Linked DNA regions of Homo sapiens: region 2 is linked to region 1. A link is a loop called in an ENCODE intact Hi-C map of the cell type or tissue named here. Cell type or tissue: A673. All regions are shown on one strand. Links, peaks and the distances in the headings refer to the core of each region. The heading gives the core; the rest is flanking DNA.

The links. Peaks named below come from ENCODE experiments on the same cell type or tissue, not always from the same donor. Only the 100,000 strongest peaks of a DNase experiment are listed, where the experiment ranks them.
Region 2: a loop joins it to region 1, with 6 times the contacts of the local background. A loop is called at or near these places in 77 of 110 quality-filtered maps.

The regions. Positions count from the first base shown.
Region 1 is chrX:25,141,244-25,146,915 of GRCh38, reverse strand. No RefSeq gene overlaps it. Among named protein-coding and RNA genes, the nearest start is that of ARX, 130 kb to the right of the region's middle. In A673, for the core only: CTCF peaks have their summits at 2,466 and 2,665 (motif pointing right); DNase peaks (open chromatin) are centred at 2,165, 2,675 and 3,175; H3K4me3 peaks cover 1,367 bases; H3K27ac peaks cover 2,341 bases.
Region 2 is chrX:24,835,732-24,841,403 of GRCh38, reverse strand. All of the region lies in intron 32 of POLA1 (DNA polymerase alpha 1, catalytic subunit), which reads right to left. Among named protein-coding and RNA genes, the nearest start is that of POLA1, 140 kb to the right of the region's middle. In A673, for the core only: a CTCF peak has its summit at 2,592 (motif pointing left); a DNase peak (open chromatin) is centred at 2,563; H3K27ac peaks cover 340 bases.

The DNA.
Region 1 (5,672 bases), core at 1,151-3,650:
TCACCATTGTGTTTTCCAAGGGGATGAGATGGGATGGGGGCACTCCCTTCTATCCTTAAGTCAGGTGAGATGGGCTCCAAGGCATGGCTTGGAAAGCTTAATACGTGTTCAACAGCAAATGGCATACAGTGAACCGCTGGTTGACTCACACTTTAGAAAGGCAATGTAAATGGAGACATTAGATTAAAGGGCTGCATCTAGCAAGTAACTACACTGCCCTCCAGTAACAGTTCAAAGGTGTATAAATCCCAGGGATCAGATGTCAACCCCGCCTATGAAGGCAGCCTGCTGACTGTGGATGGAGCCTCCAGAATGAAGAAGCTGTGGGGTGTGTCATCAGAGCAAAGATGGAGAGAGGATGGGGGCAATGCCCAAATCAAAAGGGGGCCCAGTCGAGGGTCCCTGCATAACCCACAAAAATGATGCTGTGAGACAATCATCTTTAAACATTTGACCAGAGATCACAAAGCCACCCTGAAACAGGGTCAGCAAATAGGAACGCTTTTGCTCGTCTTTCCCTTCCTCTCTTCCCCTGCGCCAAGTCCAAAGTGGTCAGGAAACTTGGACAGCAAGCTAGGGAAAGAGAAGCAGGAAAACAGAGACATTTAACTCTAATTCACATTTGGAATATCTGGGACCCAACAATTTTAACTGAATTGAGTCTGGATTTGCAAATTAAAGTCATCTCAGAACTGTCTTTGTCCTATGAGTAGCCAGGGAATCTTGGGGCTTAACCAAATTTTTATCCAGTGGCTACAGAACTTTCTCCACAAAACAAAATGTAAAGGGACAATGGGCAACCAAAAAAAATTATGCTTTCTGATCTCATCCCAAGTCTTATCTATTTGATGTACCAGTTACACGGCTAACATTTTTAGAAGTTACATAGGCCAAGAACTAGACTAAACTTTTTATGCATAATTTAACTAAATCCTCCATGAGTAGGTACTATAATTATCCCCATTTTATAACCAAAGAAACTAAAGTCCAAAAACAAAATAACTTATCTCGGATCACACATTTATTAAAATCAAATCCAAGCCTGTTTGACGCTGCAACACATGCTTCGAACCATTACCATGGTGAATTATTCATAAACACTTTGGTATACAAAAGAAAACTCAAATTATAAAGATCAGATTATCATATCATCATTAACCCAAATATATAGCATGTGTAAGAAAAACTGCCAAAATACAATATTATAAAATCACAATGGCAAGCAAAATGCTTGATTTTTTTTTTATTACTCAGGGCTTAGAGCCACCTAAAAGGTTTCAGCAATATTATATTGCATACACGTTACAGATTAAACATGCCCGTGGACTGTCCCCGTGTAATCACTATAATATTTTATTATAGAATACCAGCATAGGTCCTGATCCCTAGCTCTTGGTAAACATGAGTAGCTGGAATCCATTGTTGTAAGGGCTTAACATCCCGTATGCGTGGTCTCAGCCTGAAAGAGAGTTTTCCAGGGCCTGACATCAATAGAAACTTCTTTGCTGTAGATTTTATTTTTATGAATTGGGATCAACAAAATGAGCATACAGTGACTGCAGGTATTAGGGAATGCTTTCATCAACTAAAGCCGACTGGAGGAGGGAGAGGGTTATCCAAACAGCTCAGCTGTACGTCTCTGCTAAATATGACTTAATCCCAGTTTATAAAAGCACCTGTGTTTTTTGTCATAGGGTTTAGTGCTGCCAACCACGCCAAACAATGCCAACCCCTGTGCAGCGGGTAGAGGGAGAGAGTTAAATGATGCCTGTCAATGTCTAGAGGGATTAAGATGATATAGGTTCATTTTCACAAACATCCTAGGCTACATTTTGAATATGCCTTTCCAGAAATGAAATTCTACAGCACCATCTACCACCTCCACTCCTCATGGCAGGCTTACCTCATCTCAGGGGACAGGGCTGTATTTTCTCCCCTGCCTTCCCTGGAATGGATACTTCTTTCTTCCTTTTTTGGAAAAAAAATTGAATAGTGCTTTACCCCTGAGAAGCTCTTAACAAATTGTTAGTTGCACCACTTCTTTTGGGTTTCCTTTCACTGACATGTCAAAATGTAAATCATCTTTCCTCCTAGACACAAGGCTACTGACACTCGAGCGTAAGATCATCAGTTCTTCCCTTCACTGGTCTCATCAGCCCACCCTCCTCCTGTCTCGCTGTGATTCTATTCATCCTCTTTCCATTGCCTTTATCCCAAGCTTGAGGGCAATCGCCAAACTCCCTTAGACTTGACGCAACCAAGAAATAAAAGCTTGTCTGAATTAAAAGCATTTCCTGGTACTAAGGAAAGATTTTTCTGCCTTCCACAGCGGAACAATGGTCACATTAAAAGATATGCCACACAAAAAAAAACGAACCTGGATGTCTGCAAACTTAGCCAAGGAATCAGAATCTGAAAATTTATAGTATGTCCCCAAGAACTCCCGAATCCTTCGCCCTTCTCTGAGAACCATCCTTCGCCCTTCTCTGAGAACCGCTATGCAGAGCTTTGAGTGACAGGCATAATGGTACAAGCCACGATTTAAATTCTGCTTGCCTCATTCTTTGCATAGACAGCAACGGGCTGATAGAATGCAACTGAAAACATAATTTAGATGGGAAAATACAAAACGTTTTTCCCAGGAAAGGGGGAGGACGGGAACATGGCTTGATCCAGCCAGCAGAGGGCGCAACTTACACATATAAGTATAAACCAGCCTTCGCTGGAAGCTGTAAGGTCTCCTGCGATTTTTATCACAAATTTCCCATTTTTGAAAACCATATCCAAGCTCCCTTGGACAAAACTCCGGTAGAGTCACTCAGCTGTCCCCTCCTGTCTAAATAAGACTATTTTCTACTTCCCCCAGGTCCAGCCACTCAAACTGCCACTTTTCTATCCCTGGCTCTGGCATGGGAAAGAAGGAAGATCAAGTCCTTCAAAAACAGCTTCCCAGAAAGAGTGACCTGTATTCCCAAGTAGCCTTCATTTGTTTAAGAGACTTGCACCTAGCATTTCTTGATCAAAGCTAATGCGCTGTAAATTTCTTCATTTAACAGACTTAGTCTGTTCAACTCTTGACACTGGGAATTGGGATTTCCCAGAACTATTAGCACTGCACAGTAGGCGCTCCATGCCGGCCAAGAACGGGGGATTAACAGGTATTTGTCTCAGCTAATTTCACTCTCTATACCGGGTCTATAGAGACTGGGGCTTCTTGGCGGAGTGTGTGCCACCCTGCTAATTGGCTACGAATGTAACTACTCCAGCATGCCAATGGACCGGGGGTACTCCACAGCCTTAAGAGGCTGGAGGCAAATGGATCCTTACCATGGGCACTCAGGAAATTTGAGGGTTGCTGGGCAGGACCGTAATTGTAAATGATTCATTTGCCAACTTCCACCTCCTGCTGTCTATCAAACTTCCATCCCTGTCGACCATGTGCAGATAGTTCTAAACATTTTACTCAATGACAGTTGCATCCATGAAATCCCGTAGTAACAAGGAATTTCCATATATTCTATTCAGAATGCATGTGCAGAATCAAAAGTCCTATAGGTAGCTCCCATAAAATGCATAATTCCCTGAGCTAGGTAAAATCATTACATCCATCAGGATATTCACAGATTATACGAATCATTTCTGGAAAGAAGATGATAAATAAAGGGACGGTTGTTAGTCTCTTTTCACATGCCCTATTCTTCCATTTCTTGCTGATAATCAGACTCTCTTAGTGATATATCCTACTTCTAAAGTTTCTGATAAAGGAATTGAGGAGTCAAATATTAAATGTTTTAGTTATCTATTGTTGCATAACAAATTATACCATGCTTAGCAGCTGAAAACAACATTTATTATTTCCTAGTTTCTGTGATCAACCAGGATCAATTCAAGAGCAGCTTAGCTAGGTGGTATTGATTAAGTCTTTCATGAGGTTGCAATCAAAATGTTGGCCAGGGTTGTAGGTATCTCAAGACCCAACTGACGGAGAATCCACTTCAAAGATCACTCATATGGCTGGTGGCAGGCCGTAGAAAATCCACTTCCAAGCTCACTAACGTGGGCCTCTCCACAGGGCTGCCTCCCATGCTATGGACTGCACATTTATGTTCCCTCAAAATTCATATACTGAAGCTCTAACTCCCAGTGTGGCTTTATTTGGAGATGGGGCCTCTAAGGAAGTAATTACAGTTAAATGACATCATACGGGTGGGACCCTGATCTGATAGGATTAATGTCCTTATAAAAAAAGACACCAAAGTGCCAGCACTCTCCTCTCCTTTCTCTCTCTCTCTCCCACCACCCCCAACTCCAAGTCTCCCAGTGTGCAAACAAAAAAGAGATCATGAGATCATGCGAACACACAGAGAGATGGCGGCCACCCACAAGCCAAGAAGAGTGCTCTCACCAGGAACCAAACTGGCCTGCACCTTGATCTGGCATTTCTAGCCTCCAGAACTATGAGAAAATACATTGTTGTTTAAGCCACTCAGTCTATGGTATTTTGTTTTGGCAGCCCAAGCAGATTAATACACCCTACAAAGAATGAAGAGTCCAAGAGAGAGCACCCTGAGATGGAAGCCATAGTATTTTTATAACCTAATACCAGAAGTGGCATCCCATCACTTCTATGGGATAGAATATAATCCCATATTCTATTCATTATAAGCAAGTCAATAAGTCTAGCCCATACTTAAGGTGAGGGAATTTTAAAAGGGGATGGATATGAGGAAGCAGAGACAACTGAGGGACATCTTGGAGTCTACCCACCATACTACATAAGAGCTGATTTACTGAATAAAAACACATCTATGGTTATACTATTACAATTACATGTATTATGATACAAGCAGTACATGTTACCTGTAAGAAGACAAAACTGGATTTCATACAATGGGTGCATTTTGAAAGCTGGCTCATAATTTGGGAGTCCACTGCTTTATAATCATGTTCACACATGTGCTCTTAGTTTTTTTTCCCCCTTTTCTGATCCTCTGAGTAGATATGTGCATATGGATACCACTTCCGGTGCCATAAATGTTGCCAGTGGAATGTGTGTAGTTCACCATTCCAAGCTTGTTGTCTGGGCTGTCTGCCACATCTGCCACCCAACAGTAAACCTCTTATTACAAAACCCATCTTTCTATCAGATGGCTACACCCTTGATTGATTAATTGAGCCCCTCTCAACACTGTCATAATGATAATAATAACAATAATACATTTCCAAGTGTGTTTGCTTTACCATGATGAACTGTGGTTTTCATTATCATTTAACTACTACATAGACCTTGGAATATAATATCATTCATCTCACCTTTATTCCTACATCTGTAATAATACTTGAAATAGAAACTTCCTCAAAGATAAACAGTACGGGAATAAAAGTAAGTAAATGGTAGGATGAAAATATTCTATGTCAGGTTACTCTATCTTGTATAGTTCTTTTCAACAGATGAGCTTCTTGACTATGGTCCCTGAATTTCCTTCATTGTATGCACTGAAATGATACTAAATCTCTTAGGGGATATTTAATAATTCTATTGTATCAAACAAATCTAAGTGTCGTGTGTGTCATATAGAATGCATTTGACAGTACTCATCAAATTTTTAATTTTTAATTTGGCATTTAAACATAATGCCAACATAGTGGAATACTGAAATACCAAATTTTTA
Region 2 (5,672 bases), core at 1,072-3,571, 310 kb after region 1:
GTTTTTTATTATTCTCTTAAAGTTACAATGAAAACCTCAAATAAATGTGTACTAAGAAATTCTCTTAAAATCAAAGTCACAATTAAAACTGAGAATAAAATCAGGGAATAAAAATCCCATTAAAGAAAACAGGTTCACTGCCATTACAACTCCTTCAAGTGCAGACACAGCTAACCCTGATTTCAATGCAGTAGTCGATTTCATCTTGGCTCAGTAGTTAACAGCATGTAGGTTGCAATCTAATTCAGTGGTTAAAATTCAGTAGCAGCATCTGAGACAAAATGCAACATGGTTTTCTTGATGTTCGAAATTCAGAAATTTAAAATATGTGCAAAAACAATGGGTCTACAGATTCTACAGGCCAAAATGTCCCTGAGAATCCTGAAACCAAATATACCTTCCATATTTCATTCAAAACAACATAAGAAATCAATCAATGCATGTTTATGCTATTTTGTTTCCACAAACTAATTAAAGAAAAGAAACATTTTTAGGCCAACCAATTTAATTTACCCTTGGTCAAAACATGTGTGCCAAAATTTACTATTTGAATTTATACTTAAAAATAATTATTCTACACTGTTTCTTAGAATTTTAGGGATTGCTAAGGGATGCTTTCAAGAAAAGATTATAAGAGACAATATTTCTATCTTTTGGAAATCTAAGGAAAAGCTTTTGGAAATCTAAGAGAAAACTATCTTATTTTAGTATAAAGGTAAATAAGTAATATAAAACAGTCACTAAGCCAAAAGCTCACAAATACCAAAAATATCTAAAAATTGTTTAAAATTTATCAACAGCTACATAGGTAGATAAATCTAACAGATGCATTCAGAATTCAGTGACAGAATCCTAAATCCTATTTGGTCAGCTGTCAAGCGACATCTAGTAATTATAAAATACTGGAGGCTGACTCTTCACAGTTGAAAGGGGCCAAACAAAGAATAAGACAACTGAGACACAGAGTCTCACTTTTCTCACCTGCGAAACGGAGGTAGCATCACTGATCATACACTTTTGAAGTTTAAATTGGATAATATAGAACAAACCGAGTTCAACGCTGCCTACTGCGTGGCAAGCACTAAATAAATGTCATTTCAATGAAAAAATAAAATAGTGAATGAACATCATTTAATCCAGACTGTACTCGCTCAAGATTATGCATTTAGAAAACTATATGAGACATGTTCATGCTGCATATGAAGTTAATAGCTACTCGTTGTAGGAATTAAAGTATTTCCTAAAGTGGTAGTATATGATAAAAACAAAGAATACACATTCAGAACAATTTGAAAAGCTGTTCTTCATTAGTGACATAAATTATGTTAACATGGGCCACTTGTCACCAAGACACTATACATTCTTATTTTACAAGTTACCTAACCCCTAAGAGAAATAGTAAATTAGAGAATTATGTGGGAATACATATACTCTCACATTTAAAGCTAAGGATGGTCAGAGGAATTGAGAGAGACCACACCGCTGAATGAGGCCAGTTCATCTCTGTAGTGAGGGGTAACTGTCGCTAATTCAAACTCTAGTTGTGAATCCAAGTATTCACATAATGTTTTGATTTATTTGCAATTATGAGAAAGCAGCTTCACTTTTTCTCTGACCCTATGACTATTAATCAATTTCCCAGGCCAACACTAATCAAAAGATAAGGAAAAAGAAAATAAGCAAGATTTTTCTAAAAGGCAAGTTTCTTTCACAGTCCAAAAATAAAGGAACAAAACAATGCTGGTTTGCACATATACAAAATTGGCCAGGCTACGAAAAGGAACCAAGAGGAGCTACTCTCTACCCCTCCCCACCAGCCATGGCTCACTTGGTGCACCTGAGTGCATGAACCTGCAAGCACTGACCCGGGACAGCCTGCCTGCAGAGTAAGCTAAAAGTGGGTGTGGGCCATCTTGTTACTTACTCATGGAGAAACACCCAAACGACTGGCTGCAACTTGCGAAAAATACCAGGCCCTGTGAAATGTCTACTCTAAATGTCTACCCTAAATATCCATTTCTACAAATCACTCAATCTTCCCATGGCAGTAACAAAGTCAACTGGCTCAGCTAATTACTTCAGATTTATTCCCAAGGTGATTTTTTTTTTCCCCAGGGGAAGGAGCTTCAATCTCAATAGTCTCTTGGTCATAGTTCAATGCTAAAATGTAAAAATATAAAGGGAGAAGAGACTGTAATGAGCTTAAAATATTAGGTATATAATGATCCTTGTACAAGTTACTTAAATACCAAAATGCCATTAAAAAGTTATTTTCTTGGGAGAGCAGTTATAAGTTCAACAGGCAAACCACAGAGGGCTAAATTAAATCATTTTAAGAAAACATACAATGTCATGTTAAAAAAGTAAGGATCATTGCTGCTGGAATCTTTTTTGAAAAGGTGAAAATCCAGGGTTAAATAAGCCCCAAACTTAGTCAACACATACATTAGTTTTTCCAAATTCTCACAAAACTGGTAACAGCAGCTTATTTCGAAGTTTCAGTAGACTTTAAAGTTTTACTGCTTATACCCTAAACTCATTAAGTCTGGAGTGAAACAAGAAACAAGTATCTGGTGCTGCCACCTACAGGTAGAGATTCTGAATTTTAAAATGTGCAAAACAGCAGCTACATATAATTCCATTTTTAATTGTTGTCACTCCAAAATTAAACACTTCTGTCAAAAATGACATTAAAGCAAAATCTTTATTACTGCACTTGCCCTACATGCATCTACACCGTATAATTAATGTTACACTGCGTACATTAGTCTTTGAGCAAGAAATGCAAAACTGAATCCCAAATTCCTTATTGCTTCTACTGAAAGCTTTCTCTGAACTGGCTTAAAGGAACAAACTTTATGCCCCATTTGAGAAAAGTAACTTCCATTTCTTTTAGGCTAGCTCTTGACAGGTGACTTAAGTCTTTTGGTGAGGCACAGAATGAAGGAAGAAGCAGCCTGCCTGGGCTTTGCAAAACTAGTTATCTGGAGGAAGAGCAGCCGTGGTTTCCCCCCAGAATAGGCTGAGATGATGTATGCTTTAATTCAATTATGTGGCTTGTAGTGATGGACTCATTTGTGCTGGGGTTGAGGGTACAAAAGAGGCAGTGGAATGAAATTAAAATACTGTCATTTATAATTAGAAAATTTCTAGGATCTCACATTATTTTGGCAACAGGATCAAAACTCTCATGTTTCAAGAAGTATTTATAGAAAGTAACATCATAGGCATCAGGGTGTATGAGTTTAGCAGTACTGTCTTTACTTAAGTCACCATAGCCTTATCACACACACCCCCAGTGTGACATTTAGCACAAAATTATTTTTCTACCATTGCACTTTCTAACCATTGTAAATTATGCCTGTTTTTAGAATGTTCACCTGCCCCCACTCCCAAGGAGTTTTTAAACTGTTCATAACTTGAGACATATTGTTATTAGAGAGGCTGATACATTTAATCAAATACTTTCCTTCCTTCAAAAGACAAGGTCTCTATTAGTGCAACAGCAAATAACTACAGTAAAACCCTTACATATGTTCATGCAAGTGGGGAAGAGGGAAAATCCACATAAATGAAATTCCAAATGAGTAAAGGGAGTAACTGGTATTTACAAGCAGTTGTTTGTAATATGGATCATTTAATCTATGAGGGAAGCTAATTAACAGAATCCCATTGAGTGAAATTTTTTTGTAAAAATTTCTTAGAGGAAGTAAACCATTTATCTTTTGCATGAGTCCAGGCTTTCATATATCTGGACATCTTAGAGGACAATATGCGAACTGAAAATTTAGTATGATTAAAGAAAAAAATAATTTTCAAATGGTGAATGCTATATCCACAGAATGCTCATAGCAGCTTTATTCATAATAGCCAAAAATGGAAACACTCTAGATGTCCATCAACAAGTGAATGGATTAACTGGTATAATCTACCATAATACTACTCAGCTAATACTACTCAGCAATGAAAGAGTGAATACTGCTACATGCAACAAGACAGATGAATCTCAAAAATACCATGCTAAGTGAAAGAAGTTGCACACAAAAAGAGTATATACTGTAGGAAACCATTTATACGAAAATCTTGAATAGGCAAAACTAACTTATACTGATAGATTTCAGATGAGCGATTGCTACTATAACAGAGGTGCTGACTGGGAAGAGGCACGAGGGAACATTCTGGAGTGATGAAAATGTTCTGTGTCTGTGCCTAGATAACTGATTGTATAATACTCAAGATTTTAGCATTTTATGGTAAATTATGTGAATTATACTCTTAAAAAGCATGCCAAATAGGAAAAGATGTTTGTGTAGGTTGAACATCCCTAATCCAAAAATCTGAAATCCTCCAAAATTTGAAACGTTTTGAGTGCCAACATGATACCACGAGTGAAAAATTCCACACCTGACCTCATGTGATGAGTTGCAGTCAAAACTTTGTTTCAGGCACAAAATTTTTTAAAATATTGTATAAAACTGCCTTCAGGCTACGTGTATAAGATGTATATAAAACATAAATGAACTTCATGTTTAGGCTTGGGTCTCATCTCTAAGATAGCTAATTATCTATATGCAAATATTACAAAATCCGAAAAAATCCCAAACACTTCTGGTCGTAAGCATTTCAGATAACGGATACTCAAACTGTAATATATACTTCCAAAAGACTCGTAATTAGAACACATAGGAAATGCCTGCAAATCAATAAGAAAAAGAAAAGCCAACAGGACAACAGACAAAGACTTGAACAGGCACCTCACGAAAGGAAATACTCCAATGGCCAAGAAGCATGTGAAAAGGTGTTCAACTTCATTAGTCATCAAAGAAATACAAATTAAAACCACAACTCTATGCCACCATGTAAAATGAAGATGGAAAACACTATCTTACCAAGTGTTGGTAAGAATGTGGAGCACCCAAACACTGCTAGTAGGAAGTGTAAACGAGTAGAACCGCTTTGGAAAACTGGCAGAATCTACTAAAAGTAAACATACATGTCCCTGATGGCCTAGCAATTCTCCTTAGTACATCCCCAAGAAAAATACATGCTTACGTTTGACAGAGGACCTGTACAACAACTCTCAAAGCAGCACTATTCAAAATACCTCAAATGTGGAAACAACTCATAGGTGTACCTCCAGTAGATAGCCATACAGTGTGGTATATTCAGACAATGAAATATTATACAGAATTTACAGAAAGGAAGGACAACCACATGGATGAATCTCACAAACAATATTCAGTAAAAGTAGTCTAGACACAAAGAACAAAGACGCAATTTGTGTAATATCCCCAAAAATCCACCTCATCTATGTTATTAGATGCCAGGTATGTAGAGGATCATTTCTAGGAGACATGAGGGGCCTTCTGGGAATGTAGTAATGTACTGTTTCTTGAGCTCAGTAATGACTACACTAGTGCATGATGACCTTGTGAAAATTTATCAAGCAGTTTAGTTAGGTTTTGTGTACTTTTCTGTATGCATGTTATACTATGAAAAATTCACACTTGGAAAGGTGAGAAAATTGCATTCTAAATATTTCTTATGAAACATCTATGAATTTGTTGCAAAATGCATTGAAACTCAAATAGACATAAACCCCATTGCCTAGGAAGAAGTGTGTATTTTATATTTTAGAAAATATAAAATAAAATAAATTGAGCCTAAATATA